7 separate regions of the Homo sapiens genome follow, and regions 1, 2, 3, 5, 6 and 7 are each linked to region 4. A link is a contact called in ENCODE Hi-C or POLR2A ChIA-PET data. All regions are on one chromosome and are shown on one strand. The core of a region is the stretch at or near the end of the contact, and the rest is flanking DNA. Distances in the headings are between cores, read along the strand shown.

Region 1 (3,415 bases), core at 194-2,693, 430 kb before region 4:
GATTAAGTAGGGTCGGTGGAGGGCCAAGCTAAGCCATACGAGGAGCCCAGGAGACAAAAACCACAGAGACCAGGCTGGCCGACCCCAAGCAAGCCTGCCTCATGGGTAGGCTCCCCTGCTGGGGGCAGGAGGATGGTAATAAGGACCATAGCTCCCCACAGGCCCATGTGGGAGATTCAGGTAGAGAAGTGACCACCCCCCACCTTGTGATTGACAGCAAGTCTCCACTCTTATTTTCTTCCCAAAAACCTCTGGCACGCACAAGGCACACATCAAATGCACAGATGGGAAAACCGAAGCAACAGAAGGTAAACATTTGCCTACATCTCAGAATGAGTTCATTGTGGATTTGACCCAGGAACTCAAGGTCCTGATTCCCAGCATGGAGATCTGTCCCTGAGCCAGAAAGCTCTGTTCTTCCTAGGCTTGCATACAGTGATGGTGAGAGATCTCACGGGCAAACGGGGCACACCTTTTGCACCCCTCCTCCCTAGGCCGCTCCTTATCAGACAGGTTTGAGGGGAAGTTCCCAAACTGCCAGAGAGAATCAGCACTTCCCAGTCAGGCTTTGTTCCCTCCTGGCTGTGGTCATCCGTTTGGGGTAACCCCAAAGAATAAATGCTGGAGAGGTTTATTTCCCCCAACAATCCAAAGAGCAGGGGCCCCACCCTAGAGCTCTCTATTGTCAGGTGGGTGTGGCAGGGCACTCAGGTAGTAGAGATGATGGTGGCCTCCTCCTTGGCCTGTGAACACTGGTTCCTGGAAGTTCAGCCACTTAACAGAGAAATTTGAAAAACAGAGCTTGAAAATAAACCCAAACAAAAATTCATGAACTCCAGCCAGCATACTCACTCTCAGGTGGCTGGGCAGGTGTGAGCAAGGATCAGGCCTTCGGACACTGGGAGGTGTTGCCCCAACATCAGGAACCAGTTCACACAGACCAGAAGCCATCCCAGTGTCCCCGCTCCCACTATGCTCTTCTCCAATGTTGGGCTGTGAGCTCCCTAAGGATTTTTCCAACACCTCTCAGTACCTCTGTACTGTCCCTCAGGAGAATTATTCCAGAATATAGAGTCAAGTAGAACAATCTCCCCAGATAACCTGGAATGCTCTCTCCAGCCTAAGGACAGAGCATGTTTTTTTTTTTTTTCTTTCTGCCTTGGCTCCCAGGAGGCTTCTAGTCACATCTCTTGCTGTATGAGCCCTTACAGACCATATATTTGCTGCCTCCAACTTTCTTCAATCCTTGTTTATAATTTTTTGTTGTCTTAATCTGGACACATGGCATCATGTATGTGCAACATCTCTACTCCATGTTGGAAACAGGTGGCAGGCAAGTCAACAATCTAGTTTCACTCAGGAAGGAGAGGTCACAAGTGCAATCCGGCTAGCATTTTGGGGCTGTGGGAAATCCCCTTTTGATCACTCCCCTTTGTCCCCAAGTCCCCTGAGAGCAGAAAGCAAGCTGCTTCTCTTTCTTCTCCTCCCTGAAACAGGAGGAACTTGAGCAGCCCCCGGGGCCCTCCTTCCTCTCTTGCCCTCAGACTCAGCTCCCCTGGAATATTCTCCCAAGTGAGAAGAAGGAAGAAACAGTATTTCTCTGGGTATAGTGCTGTGGGTGGAGGCCTTTCTTTACTTTCCAGGGAGGAGAGGTACTGGAGAAATCAGTTTCTGGAATTTAACAATCAGGAATTCAGCCATAGGTAACTGCAGTATTGCTAAATTAGACTTTCTAATTTATCCAAGCAGCTCTGGGCAGACCCAGAGTCTAGAGGCTTTAGGGAGAGGCAGGAACAGGAGGTAGGCAGTGGAGAATAGTGGCTAAGAGTGTGGTTTGACAGTCATGTGGACCTGGGTTTGAATCCCAACTCTGCCACTTACTGGTCGTCTGACCCTTGACAAACCACTTTGTCTCTCGGAGCCTCATTTTCCATCTATGAAATGGGGAGAATAACAGTACCTGCTTCTCCAGTTGTGAAGAGGCCAAGAGACAGTGCCCCTATGGAGTACACTAAGTGTGCCATGCAGGGGGACTCAGGAATCAGCAGGGCCGAGCTGACAGCAGTAGTGTCTTGTGGAAGAGGGAGAGAAAGTGTGTGTGACCCCAGAGTTCCTCGCTGACAGCAACGCGGCCCTGGGCAGTGGCCCTGTTCCTTGTTTCTCCTCTGAGTAAGGATTGCTGACTCCACACAGCTCTCTGTCTTCAGCAGCAGGGCTTCCATCAGATCTCGAGGAGCTGTTTAATAACCACAACACTTCCAGCCATTAACAAAGATAAAGACAGCATTGGAAAATTGACTTTTGCCTGAGCACAGTAAGTACGAACCCAACTAAAAATCATAACACATGCTCCCAAACCCAGTTCGATGACTGTGACACGCTCCCACCCCCATCCTTCGCCGCCTCCCCCACCCACCAGCTGCCACCAGCCCCTTCTGCCATGGCCATGCTGGTCTCCTTTTCTCTGCCTCCTACTGTCAAGCCTTTTTCACACTAAAGTGCCCCTACCTTCAATGGCCCTACCACCCAGTAAAATAAATGCTGCTTCTATTCCAGGAGCTACTGGGGAAGTCCCTGGTTGACATCTAGGGCAGTGTTTCTCTAAGTGTCATCGGTGGACTGCACCTGCATTGAATTACCCCCCAGGCTTGCTAAGATGCAAATGCCTGGGTCCTCCCCGTGACCTAATGAGTCAGAATCTCCATGGGGGCGCCAGGAATATGCATTTTTAGCAAGCTCACCAGGTGCGGCTGATGCACCCAAAGCATGAGAATCCATGATTTCTCTTGAGTCCCTTGCTGAGTGCCAAAGTCCAGCTAGGACCAGACCTGGAAAATTCACACGATAATGTAATCGAAATATCATAAACTCTCCAAGTAGCCCCAGCAAGACTCAAGGGATCTGGATTCTAGTCTTGGCCCTATACCAATAAGCTGTGTTGCCTCAAACAAGTCACCTCTCTTCTCTGGGCCTGTTTTCTGGCTTGTAAAAGGAAGAGCAGAGGCTTGGGGGTCTCTGGGGCCATCCTGCTCCAACATGCTTGGAATTTCACTCAGGATAGGCACCTTTATATGACTGCCATTGTGGGAAAAGAGAATGGGGAGTTGACAGGGTTGAGCCCAGATGTCCAACCACTGCCTAAGAGGGCAGTTAACAGTTGCTGTTGCCAGGTTTGATGGTTCATGCCTGTAATCCCAACATTTTGGGAGGCTGAGGTGGGTGGATTGCTTGAGCCCAGGAGTTTGAAACTAGCCTGGGCAACATAGTGAAACCCTATCTCTACAAAAAAAAGTTAGCCAGAGGTGGTGGCACATGCCTGTAGTCCCAGCTATTTGGGAGGCTGAAGCAGGAGGATGGCTTGGATCCAGGAAATAGAGGCTATAGCAAGCTGAGATCGCGTGCCACTGCCCTCCAG
Region 2 (3,490 bases), core at 823-3,322, 390 kb before region 4:
CCCCACAAAAAATCCCCTGATGACCCTCTGATGAAGTGACTGGGAGACACTGGTTTAAATTATTCCAAGTTCACTTCTGCATCAGAGAGATTATGATTCCATACTTATTGACGAAGTTTCCATAGAACAACCCAGAATATATTCCAATCATCTTGTCCAGGTCTGCAGGAAGAAGGCTACTCACTTTTTGTTGTTCCTTCAGATTTTCTCTTTCTTATTCATTTTGCATATTTATTAAACATCTATCATGTGAAAGGTTCTGCCTCAAATAAGCTGAGGAACTCCCTTGCCACAGGAAGTATATGGGGAGATAAGATATGTGCATGAAGAAATATTCAAGAGAGGAAATGAAAAATACCTTAAAATCTCTCCCTTCTCTCCCTATACTTTACCTGGTGAGCAAAAGATAAAGTTAGAGGAGAAAGAGCAATCAGAATTTCTCCCCACCTCTGCAAACCCTGGTGGGACCTCATATGCAGCCCCTTTGGCCCAGAGACACACATGGATACAGTGTTTGCCCTCTACCTTCCCGGTAGCCACTCTCCCTCCTCCTGATAGCAGCTGTTCCTCCCTCATCTTGCTCCAGAGCTCTAGGTGGGTCTCTGTCCCAGCTCTGAGGATGTAGCAGATGACACAGGTCCAGCCAATCACAGCATGGCCTAGCCCTGGCCAGAGATCAATTCAGGAATGTGCACCTGTGCTAAGCTAGTCCAGTCAGAGCGACTCTCTCTCAAAAGTCTCAGGACTTTTGTGGGAGCTTCTAGGAAAAAACTCTGGCTTTCTCTTGTTGAAGGAAAGGGAAGGGGGAGAAAGAGCTGCTGAGGTCACTGTAGCCATCATGCCACCTAGAGGAGAGAGCCTGGGCTGCTACGGCCCATCCCAGGGAGCCCCCAGTAAACAAAGCCAAAAGAGCAGAAGGCAGCGTGGAGAGAAACCAAGTCCTAATGAGGGTCTCTGGGTCCTGAATCCAGCCGCACCTGCAGCCAGATCTACTCCTGGACGTTTCATTTACATGCATCCATAAATTCTTTTTTTTTTTTTTTTTTTTTTTTTTTGCTTAAGCCAACAGGCTTAATGGAGATGAATTTCTGTTACGTGCAGACAGAGTGGCAGCTGATTCATATCAACATAGGGACCATAAAGCATGCATTACTATGTAGTTGAGACATACATTAAGTTGTTTTCACATCTGTTATTCCATGCGACCTTCACAATGCCTTAAGAGGGAATATGGCAGCTTGGGGAGCAGAAAAGCCCTGCTAAAGATCAGAAAATAATGTGTTCTGCGCCCTTTCTATTCAAAGTGTTCTCCGAGGACCACCAGCAGCAGCATCTCCTGGGACCTCGTTAGAAATACGCAATAACAGCACTACCCTAGATATGCTGAATCAAAGTGAGTTTTCACAACATCACCAAGTGATCTGTATGCACACTGAAGCTTGAGAAGCTCTGTTAGAATACTATCTCTGCGGCTTCTTGGCTGGGTGACTATAAGCAAATTACCTGATTTCTCAGGTTTTTTTCACATAGACAACAGAGATCATGATAACACACTATAACAATGCAGCTTTAGTGCAAAACCAAAACAGCACTAAGTTTTAATCATAGCTCTTCCAGTAGCTAAGTACAATCCTGGGCAAGTTCCTGAATTTCTATTAGCTTCAGATTCCTCATCTGTAAAACTGAGATAATAATACCTGTCTAACAGGACTGATGTCAGGATTAAATAATGTATGTAAACTTCTTTGCCCCAGAGTACCGGGACTCAATTAAAGGTATACATTATTGTTATTGTTGTACTCTTATAATTACTGCTATTATACACCCTACACACTTCACAGGGTACAGTGATTACGAGACTGAAAAGATAATGTATGAAAAAAAATACTTAAAGCCAAATAACTCAAAGTATAGTCCTTTCCTGATCTGTAAACTGAGGTTCACAGAGGTTAAGCAACTTTTCTAAGCTCACTAAAGCAGGAAGCGGTAGAGCCCAGGCTGACATCACCATCTTCCAATCTAGGATAGGTCACATGGTTGTCAGTGGTTCTTTGTTTATTTGCTTTTTCTCCCACCAGACTGAGCTCCTCGCCAGCTTGCTACTTCTCCCTCCATGGCACCTGGCCCAGTTCCACCCACGGTGAGCACTCAGTGCACATTTGCTGAAAGCAAAACTCGACCATCTGACCTCTTTAACCCATGTTTTTTGCACCACCCCAAACTATCTCCCTCAGGAAGGTATTGCTATGCTTTGGTACTTTAATTTAAGAAGCCAATTACTGCCGTTAATCCTAATTAGAAACTTATGACAACATCTCATTTGGAGACCAAAGCTCTACTGGGAACTTAGTGTAGAAATTCAATTCCAGCCCCCAGGGAAGAATCCAGGAGACCAGGAACTTTGGTTGGATATAGAATGGGGTGGGATGCTTACTTGTCTGAAAGAAGCAATATACTTTTATTAGGAAAAAAAAAAAAAAAAAAGCCAGGTTCTGCCTGAAGGAGAACTGTTAGTAAAGGAATTTCAGAGGCAATGATGCAAGCAAAGCAGATTCAGGACTCTGGAAGCTGGTTGACACAGTGCCCATCTACATATGGAGACTTGTCAGAATGCCAGTCCTAGCCAGAAACATCCACTAAGCCTTTGTCTTCTAACTTCAACCTTGAAGGTGGATTAAGGCCTGTGGGTCTTAGACAAAATGGACCCTAAGTCAATGTGGAATGAGCTAAAGTGAACGGGAAAATCCCTATTAAATGGAACAGTAGAAAGCACAAAATAAGAGGGTAGATTCAAACACTAATACAGCATTAATTACAAGAAATCCAAATAGACTACGTGCTCCAGTTAAGAGAACTCCTGCAAACCAATAAGAAGACACAATGCAAAAGAAAAGCATGGGCAGATGACCTGAAAAGAAACAGCCCATCAGAGAAGATCCAGATGGAACAGCCAACAAACAGATGAAAAAGTGCTCAATCTCCATGCGCAATTAGGGGAATAAAATATAAAACTGTGATAAACTGGCCAGGCACGGTGGTTCACGCTTGTAATCCCAGCACTTTGGGAGGCTGAGGCGGGCAGATCATAAGGTCAGGATATTGAGACCATCCTGGCCAATATGGCGAAACCCTGTCTCTATTAAAATACAAAAAAAAAAAAAAAAAAAGTAGCCAGGCATGGTGGTGTGTGCCTGTAGTCCCAGCTACTCGGGAGGTGGGGAAGGAGAATTGCTTGAACCTGGGAGGTGGAGATTGCAGTGAGCCAAAATTGCACCACTGCGCTCCAGCCTGGTGACAGAGCAAGACTCCGTCTCAAAAACAAAACAAAACAAAACTGTGATAAACCATGATACTCTCCCACGACAGGCAAAAATTTAAAAGTTGGACAAGACAATGTGTTAGCAAGAATGTGGACCATTGAAAACTTTTTTTTTTTTTTTGAGACGGAGTTTCACTTTTGTTGCCCAGGCTAGAGTGCAGTGGCACAATC
Region 3 (3,134 bases), core at 243-2,742, 360 kb before region 4:
AACAGAAGTCAGAGAGGAGAGAAGATGCTTTGCTGCTGGCTTTGAAGATGGAGGAAGGGGCCATGAGCCAAAGAAATGCAGGAAGCCTCTTAGAAACTAGAAAAGACCAGGAAACAGATTGTCCCTTAGAGCCTCCAGAAGGAACTAACACCTTGACCGTAGTCCAGTGAGGCTGGTTTTGGACTTATGGCCTCCAGAACTGTAAGATAATACATGTATGTTATTATAAGCCATTAAATTTGTGGCAATTTGTTACAGCAGCAATAGAAAACCAACACAATTCCCAAGACAATTAGATGCAAAAGTGGCTTCCACTAGAGAGGCGGTGGTAGGTGTAGGGGCTGACTGGACCTTGCTGGTATGAATTGATCCCCCCAGAGTACAGACCATCTGACCAAACATCCAAAGACCCTCTGGGAATGTAGTCAGGGGCCAATTCTGCACAAATAGGGGCCCAAGCAACGTGTCTCAGACCTGGCCAGTCCAAGAACCACATCCCTCTGGCAACAGTGATTGGCTCATGGGGGAACACTCTCGGATACTTTGTTAGAGCTATCAGGCATGATTCTCTGTCATGCCATGGTTGCTAAATTGTTGTTAAGCCATCACTTAATGACAGCCTGCTTGAGAATAAAGCCAACTCAGAAGATGCTGGCCTGAAGACAGAGGTACAGGCAGCTCCTTGATGACTTCCTAGGAATGCCTTGAGCCAGCTTCTCCTGAATCCACCCTGTACTTTGCTGGACATGAAGCAATGCATTTCCTTTATTTGCTTAAAGAAAGCCAACCTACGTAAACCACGGGCATTTAACCATCTTTTAAAGACGGTTCCTGTCTGTGGCCCACATTGACTTGAAGGTTCCTGGTCACCCTCCAGTTTCCTCTGCAGGAGTGGACTGACTGTGAGGACCCAGTAGTTGGAGCTACAGGGTCACTATCATCATCATAGGGAGAAAAGAGGATTAGAAGATAAGGAGTGGGCAACTGCTGAGAGAGGAGGCAGCAGGCATGGGGATGGGATTTGAGGGATCCAAGAGAGTCTTAACATCTGGTTGGTGAACCAGGACTTAAAGGGCTGTGGAATAACAAGGACACAGCTGAAGTGCAGTAGAGTGAATGTGCGTAGATGTATCAGCAGGCTCTCTCCTGGTAATGTCCAGCCATCCAGAAGCAGGAGCCAAGAACCACAGCCCAGAGCATGGTAGTGCCTAAACTCATGCACCGGCCACATCTGCAATAAGCACAATATCTTCCAAGATAACCAGTTCAGGAATTTAAATTCACTTCCAGTGCAACTGGCTGAGTGGTGAATGCGCCATTTCTTCTTTTGTGCTAAAATATAGAAAGTAATCGAGGTGAGAGGGCTGATGACCAGGCAAGAAAATATTTTCTAGGTATGACCACACTATAAAGGTGTGGCCAAATAAATGCAACGCTGAAGGTCAGATCTTTAGAGCAGAGTTGAGAATTTATGATCTTTCCATGTCTTTATGACACATTCTGCTAGTGTCAACACAGGAGAGACTTAAAGCAAAGAGAGGATTAATGTCAACTTAACTAACAAGAACTACATTATAGTTTTCCTTCCTTCTGAACCATTTTTCTTTAAAACATTCCTTATTTATGGTATTTTGGTGGGAATTTCTTTTTAATATTTATCTTTCCTAGATCAAAAATTCTCAACTCTGCTATAATGCTTTCAGAAGCTAGGTCAGAATATGAACTAGAGAGGGACATTCCTGAATGTCAGGTTACAAAGGTGACAATGACAACACAACAGTCATATTGGGGCTAAAGTTCAAACTCTAGCTAGTGATCACACTTTAAGAGTGAGCTGAGGCCTTACAGACAATTTAGTTTAACTCACTCATTCTACAGACAAAAACAAAACAAAACAAACAAAAAGAAAACAACAAAAAACAAACAAACAAAAAACCGCAAAAGCCAATGAAGTTGGCGTCCTCTGTGAAACCGCCTAAGTCACACACCGAGACAGAGAAGAGCTGGGACTGGAATGCAGGCTGCCTCTGTCCTCAGGGCTGATGGAGGTAGCTGTGGTCGGATACACGCCTATCAACATATACCAGATGAATTCTCTCTTTGCAAGGAGAAGATGAGGCCACACACCTTTTGGATAGTGCTCTTTCTTGATAACAATAGGGCTGCTGGGTCTTCACTAGCTTGGCCTCTGTGACTAATTTCGAGACTACTGGGTCAATGCTGCTATTCTGTGTTTGGGCCTTAGCCATGACATTACCATATGATGATTCATATCACCATGACACCTCTTGGAATGATTCATAACAGCAATATAATCCTATCATCTCTCTTTTGTTTTGTGTTTTTCAGTTGGTGTGTTAATGAGTGTTCTCACTTCATTAGCTGTCTCATCTCCAGAACAGCCATATGGACAGCTAAGTCAAATATGACCATTTCCAGTCTATAGTAAGAAGACTGAGACCAAGAAAGATCAGATGAACCGTGTGAGGTCATCCAGTGAATAAGGGACTTGACTGGGACTTGAAGGAGGGTTTTTAAACTGTAAGGCCAATATTCTATCCTCTGTTTACACGTTCATTAAAGGGAGCTCCAAAAACCACATTTCTGGGCCTACTTCCTTTGGGCCAGTTAAACATGAGTTTGGGTTAGTTAAACATGAGTTTAACTAACATGTTTGGTATCAGATCCCCGGGCTTTCAGTCCACTGTGCTCCGTACGTCGCTTATCAGGCAGAGCACAGTCTCAGAACCAGGGGACTATGCAGTCACAATGGGGCAGCTGGTGGGTTTAGAACTGACACGAGAGGCCTGCCTTTCATGCTGGACTTATTAGAACGGCTCAAAACCTGCCAAAGAGAACTGATCCTGCAGCAAATGCAGAGAAAATGATACACATTCTGCTAGTGTCATCACAGGAAAGACTTAAAGCAGAGGATTAATGTCAACTTAACTAACGAGTCCCATAGTATAGTTTTCTTTCCATCCTTCTGAACCATTTTTATTTCTTTGAAAATATTCTTTATTTTTATAAAATGAGGGTATGGTATTATAGGTGAGAATTTATTTTTAATATCCATATTTGGTTTTTTTTGAAAATTTTAAAATACAGAAATATGAAGAGGAAAACAAACACTT
Region 4 (3,447 bases), core at 250-2,749:
CTGTTTAAAAAGATCTCACAGGCATTGGGCTTCGTCACCAGGAAGAGAGATAAGGAGAAGTGATATGACCAGTGTTTCTGGTGAGTGACTTCTGTGTCCCACAACTGTGTTGGAAGATTTTCTCAGCAGACTGCAGAACATCTTATCTGAGCTCTGGTCTGAGCAGTGCCACTGATTGGCAGACATTTGCAAGTTGGTTCTGGAAGTCACTGGTAGCTGACAGCTCCAGGCCAATCTGAAAGAGGTAGGGCCCGTTTCTGCACCAGGGCAGAAGAGTGAAGCCTTTCAGGAGCTGCCTGGGGATAAGAAACAAATACTAAGAACTCAAATCACAAGTTGCCTAGCTCCAATGTGCCAGGCGACGGGCTGCACCTCTCACCCATGCAAATACATTTGTCCCTCACATGTACATAAGGAGGTTTAGCCTCATTTTATAGGTGAGGAAAGTGGTACACAGATAGTTTGACACCCCCCAAATTCCCTAGCTAGTGAGTGACAGTGCTGGGAGCAAACCCCCAAGTCTGGGATGGGGATCAGAAACTCACAGTTTTAATGAGCACCCCAGGGGATTCAGGTAATTCTGATGCAGGTGGTCCACACACCCTTCTCCGAGAAATACTCTACTACATTATACTGGGTGCAGGGGCTGGATACAGACTGAAGTAGAAATAGTTCTGACCAACAGTGGCCTTGTCATCAGCACCTGCTTTTTACCAACCTTTTACCTAACAGGTGGCTCTGCCTGAACAAGGTCTTAGAGGGGTCTCTGGACATCTGATACAGGCAAGCATCTGCCCCTTTCTTTGCTTCCATTTTCACCTCAATAGAGCAAGGGATGACATCTTGGTGCCCTTCCTGCTCTCAATCCTGTGAATCCATTACCAGCCTCTGTGACCTGAGTACCAGACCAGGAGCTCCAAGGTTGGGTCTCAGAGTGGTAAAGGGTCTTGCTTGAGTCAAACAGTTAGTAAGTAGTAAAGCCTCCTTTAGTCAGGCTGCTGGGGTCCAGATCTCCACCATCTTAACTCCCAAGCAGTGGTGTCCCCAAGGACGGGGCCATAGGAATGGTGCACATGGGTACAATAAGAGGTCATATCATCTACAGAAAAATTACAAACAATAATAAACTGACTAACAGTGATGCACCAGCAATTCTAATCAACGTCAGTGATAAACTACTTCTGTCCCCGCCACACCCCCACTAGCTTGGTATGCCACCCACTGCCACCCTCTGCCGCATTCTCTCCTGGGGTTATGTGAGTCACTGCTGTGCAGTGAGGCTTCTCAGAGGAAGGAGAGGAAGAGACCTTGTTAGGGGTGGGGGTGAGGTCTCTTCAATGTGGTCCCCATCCGGCCACACCATCTGTGACAAAGACACCCAAGAGAATGTGGTCTGGGTGACTACAGGGCTCATTTACCTCAGGCTAAAAATAGGTGCATTCCCCGCAGCAGGTGGGTGACTCAGCAGGCCTGAGGAAAGCTTCTAGATGGAGGAAGCGCAGTCTTGCCAGCCCAGGTTTCCCCCCGGTACCAGAACAACAGGAAGGGGCTGATGACGGAATTGTAGCATGCATTTCACAACCCCTTCTGCGCCTCCCAACTTTCCCCTGCTGCCGTTCCCCAAACTCCCTGTTCAAAAATTGCTGTTCAAATTCCTGAAATTGCTAGTCCAATTGAGAGCCCAAATGAGACCATGTGGCCAACTGCTCAAACTTATGGTAGCTTTCTTCCAGACCTTAAAGAGAGAGGCGAGAGAAGGTGCATGCATGTATGTGTGTGTGCACACGTGTGTGAGAGCAGGTACATGAGAAGCAGGCCACAGAGCGTCTATACTGGAGTCTGCCTTTGTCTCTGACCTCCCAACCTGGCCGCTGGCCACATACAGTGGAACCCAAGGAGGACTGCTGATGCTCTCTGATCATTTTCTGCAATGCGTTATGCCCTGGGAAATGAAAAGTGCTCCCTTCTTTCCATCCCCAGACTTTTCAGGAAGCAAGCACAGTCCTGACCTTCTAGATATATCTCCAGAGGCTCAACAGAAGCTGAGGAGTGAGGCAATTATTTGAAGAATTCAACCCCACTTCAGGCAGCTGTCTGAGCAGATTGATGCAACGGGAAGAGGCAAGACTGAGCGCCAGGACCTAGTTTCTCGTCCTGGTGCTGCCGCTCATTTGCTTTGTGACCTTGAGCAAATCAGTTTTCCTCTCGAGCCTCTAGTTTCTTTCTCCTCTGCACATCCATTTGTTATTTCTTCAACAAATACCTATTAAATGCATACTGGGCCATGCACCTGAGTATACCATGCTAGATTCAGGAACAAGCAACTATGGAGGATGAAAAATGTCCAGGAAGTCTTTGCACCTCCTCCTAACAAAAACTAGCACTACTTCTCTGTCCTTTGACTCTAGGATGACCTTGTAACTTGCTTTGACTAATGCTGCGAAAGTGACTCTTGACTTTTGCTCTCGCCCTCTTGGAACCCAGCTACCACATGAGGAAGCCCCAGCTAGTCTGCTGGAGAGGCCACATGGAGGAGAACTGAGCCTCCCTCACTGACAGCCTCCACCAACAGCCCATCAAGTTAGACTATGCAGTCCCAGTCAACAAGCCACTTGACCAAAAATGTAAGAGTGAGCCCAGCCAAAACCATCTGGAGCAGAAACAAGCCACCCTGCTGAGCCTTGACCAAACTGTCAACCCACAGAATTGTGAGCAATTACATGGTTGCAGTTTTCAGCTATTAAGTTGTGGTGGTGGCTTGTTATTGATATAATTAATGTTTATTGACAATTTCCAATGTGCCATTGACAATGCTAAATGTTTTACATATATAATTTCATTTATTCCTCCCATCAACCATGTGAGGCAGGTACTACTATTCAAATATCCATTTTACAGATGAGAACACTGAGGCACAGGAAGGAGAAGCAACTTGCTGAAGATCAAAGAACAGCTGGGTAGGGGAGCTGGGATATGAGGCCAGGCAGTCCAAGCTTCAGAGCCTACACTGGTAATTCACCACCACCTTACACAGAACCAAACAGACCTGGTTCTTGCCCTTACAGAGTTTATCATCTAGGTGGGAGACTGGCATTAAAGAAACACAGAAATAAATATACAATCACAAATATTGATGAGTGCTAGGAAGAAGACAGATGCTACGGTGTGTTCACAGAGAAGGCCTCTAGGGAGGCCCGAGGGTCAAAGGGGCAACCAGCTGAGCGAGCTGGGGCAAAGACCAGAGGATTAGAATGTGATTTTGCAATTTCTGTCAGCATAGATGTCCCCTGGGAAGCCTGGTAGAAATGCAAAAAAGACCTGGGCCTAATTCCCCAGAGGTTCTGATTTTCACCAGTCACCTCCAGATATTCTGATTTGCTGGCTTTGCTTGATTGGGAGCCTGATAATTCTTTTTGTTTTTGTTTTTCTTTCTTTCTTTCTTTTCTT
Region 5 (3,375 bases), core at 745-3,244, 280 kb after region 4:
ACAGAATGATATTCCTCATGGTGATATGAGGAAATTGTATCATGTTAGAAGCCTTGGGATGAGTATAAATCAAGGCTGTTTTGCAGAGAAATCCATGACCTCTCCCCGAAGGGCCTATTTTACTATGACGTAAAAATTGGATCATGTATATTTTCATACTAAACTTTTTGTTAAATAAAAAGGAATTGTGGACTGGATATATATCCATCTATTTTTCTGCTAGATAAAAAAAGCTTTTTTTTTTTTTTTTTTTGGTACAGAATATCAAAATGTGCCCGTTTGTCACTTGAAGTGTAAATGGCATTTAAAATATTAGAGGTTCCAACAGTAAAGAAATCAGCAACTTGAGACAATACTGTAAAGACTCATGGAGCATCTAAAAACTTGAAACTTTAGGAAACAACTATGGATAAATAATAATTAGGCTTGGTCTTGCAATGTGTTTCTCTAAACTGTTCCCGTAATAAAGTTCTAAACATCACAATTTGCAGTAAACTTTAGAAAATGTATCTATTATCTATTTTATCCATTCGTAGGTTATGCCCTGATGGGTTTCCAAGGAAAACTGTGGTATGACAAGCATGAAATGAAGACTTGAAGACCTTTTCTTGAATCCGGGCTTAGCGCCCCCATGAAGTGTATGACATTAGGTAAGCACCAGCTCTCAGAAGGATAATTCTTACAAAGTCAGAACAAGATAACCAGGCTATAAGGAACAAATAAAATAATCTGGTATCTATAAACTTTCCTCAACCTTAGACTGCACCTAGCAATGCATAATCAAAATAGAGTTCTAAATCAAGCCCAAAAATACTTCGAAGGAGTTCCCTCAATGAACTAAAACTAAATTTAGATCCACTATTGCCCCCTAATGGTCAGCTCTTAGAAATGAAACCCCTTTGAAAGTAAGAGTATGCAAATTCAGGGTTTTTTTCTATCAAGTTTCCCCAAAAGGCTTCTACATTGTTTTTCTCCAAGACAGACCATCTTCAATTACACTCATTTAAATAAAATTGTAGATACAGTGTATTTCTGATCTTTAAAATGACTTCTGTAACTAGATTAAGCTACCTTTTCTGGTTTTAAAAACATTTTCCTTAGAATGTTTCTTCTGTTTCCAATAATGGAAATCAAGAAGAAAAGAAAAAGAAAAAGGGCTTCTTCTCAAGTCTCTGCTGCATCTTAAGCAAAAGTATGATAACTTGTCTTCCAGGTGTCATGGTGTAAGATTTAGGAGCTGGTTCTTTATCCTAAAGGTTGCTATCACCACAGGTCATTCCTGCTTCTCAGGTATCCACCAATTTCTTCATTCTTGAGGTGATTTGTTAGGGAAAAAAGTCTTCCAAATCAAAAGTCAATGTTTGATCCCAAATCTACTTATATCAAAATACAAGTTCACCGTGGCTTGACTTACAGTCCAAACTAAGATAACTGCCTCTTCCTAAAAACCATGGAAATGTACTGCAGCCACACAGGGTCTGGCACACAGATGGCATGAGTAATTATAGAAGTCTGAATCTCTATGGGTGGAATCCTACCACCTACTTTTCATCTTCTACAAGCCTTAGTTTCATTATCTACAAAATGGGAATAATATCATCTACTTTGTTGGGATACTGGGAAGGCCAAATGAAGTCATATATGAAAAGCATTTAGCCTAACGTTTGGTACACAGAAGGCATCAACAAAAAATATTATCGGTTAGCTCCTTAGTAAAAAAGAAAAAAAAAAGTCAATTATTGAAGAAGGCATTGTCTTGTCACTCACAGGTATGAAAACTCTGAGGTGTCATATCCTATCACAGCCTCTGAGAGCACACCACAACTTTCTATGTGTTCTCCACTGTGGGTGATATCTGTAATGAGACCTGCTAAGGAAACAAAGTCGAGAACGATCTACTGAGGAGAATAAACAACAAAGGAAATGCCTTCTCTTTCAAGTTCTGGGTATTTCACAACAAACATGGTGCCTACAGACTAAATAGGGAAGTTCAGTGCAAGGAATGGAAACATTGGATTGTTAGATCTATTACTCCCTCTAGTGGCCACAAACAAGACTGTTTTTATCAAAATCCCAGTTTGGCCAAGATTGCAACTTGGATATGTGTATGTATCAACCTTGAGTTTGAAAAGAAATAACCAGTCTGTATTTTCTGCCTATGTGGGGGGGAAAAAGGGGCCTGATGTTAAGAGAAGCCAGTGCTGTCACAAATTTTATCAGTTTGGTTTTTATTCCCTGAATGAAAATACTAATCAATGAAGAAAAGGCACATGCGAACTTTTCTACTATATTGACTCTCAAGTGAGAACTGAAGATAATCGCCTTTGTTGCTTTATGAAAGGGAATTTTGAAATGAGCATCTTTCTAAAATAGCAATTTTTTACCACAGGGTGATTTACAAGCCAAGGTAATAATTAAATATGCCCAAGACTATGACTATTTTTCTCTGACCAAACCCTTCATTTTTATAATGGGTAATTATAGTAAAAACTTCAATTAACCAGAGCCCTCAATTAACATGTTATCCTCCTCTTGTACTGTATTTTTAGGGCAAAGTAGAAAAATAATCACAAGAAGTTATTCATATGACAGATTTAGTTTGAAAATCTAGATGTGTTATCTAAGTAGGAAAAAAAACCCTGAAAAATTACATTCACACCATAATATATAAAAAACACCTACATATAAATGATATATATATAAATATATATAACTAGATAATAGCTGGAAGGGAATATAATTTTTTTAAATGTGAATATGGACCAGACATGGTGGCTCACGTCTATAATCCTTATGATTTGAAAGGCTGAGGCAAGAGCATCACTTGAATCCAGGATAACACGGTGAGATCCTGTCTCAACAAAAAACAAAGAAACAAAATAGCTGGGTGTGGTGGTGCATGCCTGTAGTCCAAGCTACTTGGGAGGCTAAGGAAGGAAGATCACTTGAGCCCAGGAGTTTGAGGCTGCATTGAGCTATGATCACACCACTGCACTCCAGCCTGGGCGACCATGTCAAAAAGGAAAAAAGGCTGGGCACAGTGGCTTACACCTGTAATCCCAGCACTTTGGGAGGCCGAGGTGGGTGGACTGTTTGAAGTCAGGAGTTCAGGACCAGCCTGACCAACATGGCAAAACTCTGTCTCTACTAAAAATACAAAAATTAGTTGGGCATGGTGCCGCATGCCTGTAATCCCAGTTACTCAACAGGCTGACGCATGAGAATCACTTGAACGTGGGAGGCGGAGGTTGCAGTGAACCAAGTTTGTGCCACTGCACTCCAGACTGGGCAAGAGTGAGACTCCGTTTCAAAAAAAAAAAAAAAAAAGTGAATGTGATAAAATTGTGAACTACTTTCTACTCTTTCTGCTGTTTT
Region 6 (3,241 bases), core at 738-3,237, 350 kb after region 4:
GGTCTAAAAGGAATGAGTATATATGTATGGGGTGAAGAGGAAAAAGATTAAAAAAAGACAATATATGTTTTAATAAACTTTTAATACATGGCTTTACTTTAAATAAAAGTATCACAGATTACAACTAATACAAAAGGGAAATCAAAATTGCCACTGGGTAACAGTTTACTGTGGTGTGTATAATTTAAGCTACAGGAAGCCTACAATCTATTAGCGAACCACAGTTTTGTGTCATGTGCTTTTGCTTTCACTCTAATCTGACTTGCATGCTAAGAAAAGAAACTCAAAAGCCATTTATATTCTTTTTTAAACAATGCTTGTTCTTACACTGCATTAACCAATGACTTAGAAATAATTAAGACCAATTATCTTGAAAGCCAGTCAAATTGTAATCTGACACCACATCACCATGAAAAGAGGCATAAGAATGTTCTAGGTTAATACTAAGGTCAGTAAACAAATTTCATGGTCAAGGTGGCACTACATTATACTACACCCTATGAGCTCAAATCCTTAAAAGCATCAAGTATAAGCAAGGTAGATTTAATGGGAGAGGGTGGGAAGGGGAAAAAAAAAACACAACTAATAAGCATTATGTTTTGTAAGGCACTTAAGTTCTAAGGTTCACTGGCCCAGAAAGCTGTTGATATATGAGAAAGGTTACTTTTGTGGATTGAAAAATGGGCTAAGGTGATTAAATATACATTTAAAGCTGAAAGGGATGATATGTTAAATTGCTGAGACTGGGTCACTCATTTGATCAACTTACTATTGATGAGAAAATGCCACAGGGTTAATGTTTAAGATGCTTCCACACTGAAGTACAAATAAATAACAAATCTTCCATTTTTATGAAGAAGAATATGCAGATCATTTACAGCATATACAATCATGACAACCTGAGAGGAAAAATCCTTTAAAATGGAAAAATTAAGGTAGGATTATTTATGTAAATTATTTAAAGATTCCTTGCCAGGTTGTCTTAAATAGTAATCGCACCTGCATTTAACCATGTTATACTGAGATACAGGCAATTTTTTTTTTTTAAGACAGGGTCCCACTCTATTGCCCAGGCTGGGTGCAGCGGCATGATCATGGCTCACTGCAGCCACAACCTCCCCGGGCTCAAATAATCCTCCCAGCTCAGCCTCCCAAGTAGCTGGGACCACAGGCTCACATGACCACGCCCAGCTAATTTTTCTATTTTTTGCAGAGACGAGGTCTCACCACGTTGCCCAGGCTGATCTCAAACTCCTGCGCTCAAGTGATCCAGCTCCCTCAGCCTCCCAAAGTGCTGGGATTACAGGAATAAGCCACCATGACCAGCCACTAGCCAACTTTTTAGGAGCATATACTTTATATAAAGCAAGGGCTGTAAGTACTTTATACTAATGAATTCACACCTACAACATCTAAACTTTGACAAAAAAGAAAAAATCCTTTTGCCTTTCAAAACGTTCACTTCAGGAGTTTAATCCTGGAGTAGGAAATCCTCAATGAATTCTTTGGACAGTGTATATGTACAGCTGTCCCTAGGTATCCATCAGGGATTAGTTCTAGGACCTCCCATGGCCACCAAAATCCAGGATGCTCAAGTCTCTGATATAAAATGAAGTGGTATCTGCATAAAACTTTGTACTTCCTCCTGAATACTTTGAATCATCTCTAGATTACTTATGATGCCTAATACAATGTAAATGCTATGTAAGTAGTTATTCTGTATTTTTACTCTAATATTTTCAATCTGTGGTTGGTTGAATCTGAGAATGCGAAACCCTCAGAAGTGGAGGGCCAACTGTAACTTCCTCAGAAGATTCAGAGAAAGGAGGGGGGGAGGTGGAAAAGCTCATGACAATTGCTTCTGAACTTCTGAGAAGCAAAGTGACAGGAGCAGTACAAAAACTCGGTGGAAGCGGGAAAAGGAGGAGCTAAGAAACCAGATGAAGAGACAATATAGGGAGCCAAGGGTGACATGAGATAAGGGGATCAAGTAACTGTGGCAGCCAAAGACGCTGGGCCACACCCATAGAGAGCTATGTGGCTTATTTCAAGGGGGTGGAACACTGAGCAAGTGAACAATTTTGGTTTTGTTTAACTGAAAGGTTGCACAATCCTGTAAATGGGGGAAGGAAAGGGGGTGTTTTTCCAGTATAGAGAAAGTTAGGATAAATAGTTATCCCTTTAAAAAATATTAAACAAAGAGAAGTAATAACTAAATCATTCAAAGGAATATGAAAAAAACAAAGCAAATCAAAGCAAAAATAATCTAGCATTGTTGGTGTTTTAGAAAAGCGATGTATACCTTATACATGAAAATGAAAAACTGAGAACCTTGAGGAAAGAAATATAAACTCTATGTAAACCCAGAACATTACTTATTGACTGTCATGATGAAGCTTTTTATCTTGTGGACCATGCCATCCTTCAAACTACAAGATCCCCATAAAGTACACTGACACGAATTTTGGGGTATGTGGATCAGTGTAAGGTTCTTCCTCACTCCAACTTTAAATATGGCAGCTTATAGAAATAATTCTCAATGACTGGATTCTTAAAACTTAATCCAAGATAAGCAATACTGTGACTCCTGTGGGATATTTCCAAGTTATTAATCTGAAACAGTTCTCAACCTCTTTAAACTCATTCCTGCTGGTCCAATATAATAAATGATATGATGCTTTAAATAAAAAGGGGAGGTGGAGGGAAGAAAGAAGGCCCAAGTTAGCACCTCTGAAGTTGCTTTAAAGTTTATAAAAACTGCAAATGAGAAGTAATAACATAATATACATTTATTGTATTTTTCAATCATGTGGCTAGAAACTACAGAAATAATTTTAGAAAGGCTTTCTTCCAGGTGCAAATTACTTTATTTGATTTCACGTTTAACAGTTACTGCCTTTACTACACTCTAGGAAATGAAAGTTGAAAAATATTTCAGGTTTTTTATAGATGATTTATTAATCAAATCTACTGATTTTTCTAAGCATTAATATCTTCCTACAGGAATTTTTTTAAAAGGCACTATACAGTTAACAAGCATTTGCTTTCACCATAATACAAAAGTCAAGGTGTGCTTGCTAAACCAGAAACCAATCAGTGCACCTAGACCCGTGTTCTTAACACAGTCAGAACAGAGCAACCAAGTGTAGCTTTAATATTTTGGCTTACCAGTTTGTAAACAAAAATTTGTAGCTAGAGTGCAAAAGAGGGATCTAAATATACAAACCTCTCTCAACATAAT
Region 7 (3,366 bases), core at 840-3,339, 410 kb after region 4:
TTCATGCCAGCATAATATTGAAGAAAGGGGTGAGACAGCAAAGTGTGTAATTTTCTCCCTTTCAGTCAATGCTTGAAACTTACATTACGAAAATACTATCCTTCTATCATGCAAAATATTTCCCAAGTGTCATATGATCAACTATGTCAAATGTTCACCAAACATTTCCTGATATCATATATGTAAAATGTAGCAATACATTGAATGTCTCATAACCAACTATCTCAAGAACTCCTTCAAATTATGTTTAACATTCAAAATAGATACACCCGTTTCTTCTTTAAAAACTATTACCAACATGCCAGCACTTCTGGGCACCTTAAGTGTTATCACAGACTGAACTCTTCAGAAAGATGAAGAGTTAAATGTAGCTGCCTTTATTTTATCCTGGTCCTCCTTCCATAAAGTTAATCTGCTCCATTTAAGCAAAGGAAAATAAGTTATAATGCAAGTACAATATAATGGAGACTTCGATATAAAAACTTTCTACAAATGCTCCATTTATAATGTTCCAGTTATTTATAGGGTTAAGTAACTTAACCCTATAAATGGGTTGGTCCCATAACTTAATTACACAAATATTTTTAACAGTCAAGTATTTAACTTGAAAACGACAAATTGCACTGTACTCTTATTTTTTCAATCTTTAAAAACACTCTCACTAGGAGTCTTCTAAAGCCAAAATTAGGAACGTACCCTGCACTATGTAGTCAGAAGCCATTCCAAGAAAAGCAACCATTTAATACTGCTAAATCTAAAATGCTACATAATTTAACGTAAACTTGCACGCACGTGTATGTAGCTAGTCCCATACCCCAGAATCTTATCAATTCCTTCCCCAAACTTGCATATAATCCTCCCTCAAAGCCTCTTGGCTAAGTTAAATTCCTTAACACTCTACCAGGTTAATTGCAACAGCACATGTGCCAAGGAAATTAGTGGTTTTCCTTGCGCTCCCATTTTCAACCGGCACCTACTTGCAATTAAATCTCTGCAACAAAAAAGTTCACCTGAAGCCGTTCTTGCCATTTTAAAAGAGGCCCAGATTATGCTACCTGTCTGTGGTCTTGCCTAAGCTATAATAGCCTACCTCCAAAGAGGCTGGACGTGCCCCAAACACCAGCACACCAGACCTGCTGCCAACTTCGCTTGTCACCCCTAGCAGGAAGCTCAACCTAACATGTATACGTTTGTAGGGGCGGTGTGTTTGTGTGTGTCTGTGTTGGGGGGTGGGGAAGCGGATTATAGGAGAAAGGTGACTGAACACTTTCAACTTGTAACAAAAAAAATTTTTTTTAAATGAGGAGAAAAACAACTAAAACCAACATTCGCTCCCTTTCCTCCACCTTTTCTAAGCGCAGGAACCTCTCACTCCCCTGGAGCGCACCTTCAGGGCTTAAGGTCCCCGGGGTCACCTAAGCTTCAGCCAGTAACTGATTTTGGTACTCCCCGCCTTCCTAGGGAAAACCAGCAGACGCGCGAAGCGTCGGGCCCACCCGGCGGCGCCGCAGGCCGTGCACCGCCACCCCCGGACCCTCCCCCGCAGGTACGCTCCCCTCTGGCCTGGCCGTGGTCCCCACTCCCGCCCCGGAAAAGGGTTCACCTGAGGCCGCAGGGACAGCCAATGAGAAGTCCCCTTGGCCCCGCCAGCCGCCGCTCCCTACCCCCGCGCGACCCCCAGTAGCGTCCCCAGTGCTAGCCCCCGCGCGGGTGCCCGCGTCCCGGCCCGGAAGAGAGGCGGGACGACGGCGCGTCCTCTCCCCGCAAGATTACCTCGCAGCGCGTAGCCGGCTTTGTGTTTCCCCTCCCTCCTTCTCGGCAGCCGCCCGGGCTGCAGCAGCCGCCGGATCCGCCGCTGCGGCCGCCTCTTAAGCGCCGCAGAGCCCCAGAGGGTAGGGCGGGAGAAGGGGAGGGGGCTTGAGGAGGGAGGGACCTGTACGCCGAGCCCTGTGCAGCAGGAAGCGGCGACACCTGGGATGCCGACGCCTCTGGCGCTTGCTCTGTGTTTTAAAAAATCTAATTTAAACCCCTCTTCTTTCCCTCCCGCCCCTCACACTGGCGACCGTTACGGGCTGGCGGCTCGCGCTCTGGCGGGACTAGCCGAGCGCCCCTCGAGCGTCCCTTGGTCCCGCCCCCTAACGCCCCGCCCCTAGGTCCCCAAGCGCCCCCCCCGGTCACGCCCCCAAGGTCCGCCCCTCGCAGCCCCCTACGCCTCTGGCCCCGCCTCTTGGGCTCCGAAGCCTCCCGGCCCCGCCTCCTCAAGACCTCGCCTCTGGCAGCCCCGAGCTCTCTCTGGCCCCGCCCCGAGCGCCCCTCGGGAGTCCTGGTCCCGCCCCCGCAGCCCCCTCCGCGCCCTCAAGCTCTAAGTCCGTGAAGCCGCAGCGGTGGGGGCCTGCAGGCCCGGCAGCCGGGAGGGCCTGGTTCGGGGCGGCTGCCTGGCGCCTTTTCAACGTCCTCTTCTGACTGTGCAGCTCGAATCCGCGGCGTCCCCGGAGGGCCAGAGGGGGAAACGACCCCGATAGAAACCCGACCGCGAAGGGGAGGAGGGGCGCCTCGGAAATGTCTCCCGCCCTAAATGAGCGAGCCCCCTACTCCTACTCCCGAGGCTGAGCCGCCGCTTTGAGTCAGCCTCGGCCGCCCACGCTGGCTGCTGGGGCTGTAGGAGGCCACTGCAAAGGTTCAACCTCCGCACGCCCCCCGTGGGGCCTGGACTTTGCTCTCAGCACAGCTGCCTTCGCGGGCGCCTAGTCCCCACAACCCCTGCTTCACCTCCACATAGGGGGAGGACAGGGGCTCTCGCTTCTGCTTCATTTGGACCCCTCGAGAGTCTTCACTCCCGCTTTGGCTCCCGGCCTCTGAACCTTATGAGAGCTCACTTCTTTGAGGCGAAAAGTCGAGGCATCGCCAAGAACCTTCAAAATGAATGCGGGGCCGGGCAAACTTTGCAACACGCAATTGCAGGGCTGTGGATCCATCCACAGGTGACACCGGGCCTCCCACCCCCCTCGCCCAGACATGTTTCTCATCCCAACCTATTCTTGAAATAGACCTCCCAGCGGTGCACACTTTTCTCTGCCACCCACGACTTCCACGTCCCTCCTGCACCAGTACACTTGCAAGCACACCCCTCCGAGCGCCATTCTAATGATTCATGGTCCCTTGGGCCAACCCCACCCTAACACACACAACAAACTTCGTTCCCCACCCTTATCCCCCTTCGTTTCCAAGGCACTGGCGACAATCCACTTCATTTCCTTTCCTCATCTGCAGACTCGTCCCCCTCAAATACCTCACGCCATCCGCCTCATCTTCATCCCCCCCCTCCTCCCTAAAAATGTGCTAATTAAAATGTAGTTTCCTCTTCCC

What was found. A loop is a pair of places that touch in the nucleus more often than their neighbours do. ChIA-PET counts read pairs that join two places held with the same protein, here RNA polymerase II (POLR2A). Pooled maps may share reads with other maps.
Region 1: a loop to region 4 is called in a map with no recorded cell type, with 18 times the contacts of the local background. The contact joins two enhancer-like sites. A Hi-C loop is called at or near these places in 17 of 37 single-sample maps with no recorded cell type and 7 of 50 pooled maps.
Region 2: a pooled map shows a loop between it and region 4 (8-fold over the local background). The contact joins two enhancer-like sites. A Hi-C loop is called at or near these places in 2 of 37 single-sample maps with no recorded cell type and 3 of 50 pooled maps.
Region 3: a pooled map shows a loop between it and region 4 (7-fold over the local background). The contact joins two enhancer-like sites. A Hi-C loop is called at or near these places in 6 of 37 single-sample maps with no recorded cell type and 11 of 50 pooled maps.
Region 5: a map of CD8-positive, alpha-beta T cell shows a loop between it and region 4 (10-fold over the local background). The contact joins two enhancer-like sites. A Hi-C loop is called at or near these places in 2 of 168 maps with a recorded cell type or tissue (B cell and CD8-positive, alpha-beta T cell), 2 of 37 single-sample maps with no recorded cell type and 10 of 50 pooled maps.
Region 6: a loop to region 4 is called in a pooled map, with 7 times the contacts of the local background. The contact joins two enhancer-like sites. A Hi-C loop is called at or near these places in 5 of 37 single-sample maps with no recorded cell type and 9 of 50 pooled maps. POLR2A ChIA-PET finds 5 or more read pairs at or near these places in 1 of 52 experiments (activated naive CD4-positive, alpha-beta T cell).
Region 7: a map of CD8-positive, alpha-beta T cell shows a loop between it and region 4 (9-fold over the local background). The contact joins the promoter of ADD3 here to the enhancer-like site in region 4. A Hi-C loop is called at or near these places in 2 of 168 maps with a recorded cell type or tissue (CD8-positive, alpha-beta T cell and natural killer cell), 2 of 37 single-sample maps with no recorded cell type and 9 of 50 pooled maps.

Annotation. Positions count from the first base shown.
Region 1 is chr10:110,841,224-110,844,638 of GRCh38, reverse strand. No RefSeq gene overlaps it. Among named protein-coding and RNA genes, the nearest start is that of PDCD4-AS1, 28 kb to the left of the region's middle. RefSeq lists enhancers at 742-901, 1,262-1,311, 1,462-1,521, 1,532-1,601, 1,672-1,731 and 2 more. Within about 2 kb of position 1,443, at least 10 of the 41 ENCODE cell types and tissues checked have a DNase peak (open chromatin) inside an H3K27ac peak, as active enhancers do.
Region 2 is chr10:110,801,378-110,804,867 of GRCh38, reverse strand. The region is part of intron 7 of RBM20 (RNA binding motif protein 20); the gene reads right to left. Among named protein-coding and RNA genes, the nearest start is that of PDCD4-AS1, 68 kb to the left of the region's middle. Within about 2 kb of position 2,072, at least 22 of the 41 ENCODE cell types and tissues checked have a DNase peak (open chromatin) inside an H3K27ac peak, as active enhancers do.
Region 3 is chr10:110,773,454-110,776,587 of GRCh38, reverse strand. The region is part of intron 1 of RBM20 (RNA binding motif protein 20); the gene reads right to left. Among named protein-coding and RNA genes, the nearest start is that of PDCD4-AS1, 96 kb to the left of the region's middle. RefSeq lists enhancers at 1,826-2,015, 906-2,105. Within about 2 kb of position 1,492, at least 4 of the 41 ENCODE cell types and tissues checked have a DNase peak (open chromatin) inside an H3K27ac peak, as active enhancers do.
Region 4 is chr10:110,412,708-110,416,154 of GRCh38, reverse strand. No RefSeq gene overlaps it. Among named protein-coding and RNA genes, the nearest start is that of DUSP5-DT, 82 kb to the left of the region's middle. RefSeq lists enhancers at 1,408-1,537, 712-1,911. Within about 2 kb of position 1,499, at least 12 of the 41 ENCODE cell types and tissues checked have a DNase peak (open chromatin) inside an H3K27ac peak, as active enhancers do; they include CD8-positive, alpha-beta T cell and natural killer cell, where a contact is called at or near this core.
Region 5 is chr10:110,135,895-110,139,269 of GRCh38, reverse strand. It overlaps the pseudogene SNRPGP12. Among named protein-coding and RNA genes, the nearest start is that of MXI1, 70 kb to the left of the region's middle. Within about 2 kb of position 1,994, at least 3 of the 41 ENCODE cell types and tissues checked have a DNase peak (open chromatin) inside an H3K27ac peak, as active enhancers do; they include CD8-positive, alpha-beta T cell, where a contact is called at or near this core.
Region 6 is chr10:110,066,882-110,070,122 of GRCh38, reverse strand. The region is part of intron 1 of ADD3 (adducin 3); the gene reads right to left. Among named protein-coding and RNA genes, the nearest start is that of ADD3-AS1, 60 kb to the right of the region's middle. Within about 2 kb of position 1,987, at least 11 of the 41 ENCODE cell types and tissues checked have a DNase peak (open chromatin) inside an H3K27ac peak, as active enhancers do.
Region 7 is chr10:110,006,707-110,010,072 of GRCh38, reverse strand. ADD3 (adducin 3) reads right to left here and starts at 2,089. Exons shown (of 15, transcript NM_016824.5): 1 at 1,774-2,089. It overlaps ADD3-AS1 (ADD3 antisense RNA 1), which reads left to right and starts at 1,692. Exons shown (of 5, transcript NR_038943.1): 1 at 1,692-1,892. RefSeq lists silencers at 1,357-1,766, 2,077-2,506 and enhancers at 2,335-2,888, 2,889-3,366.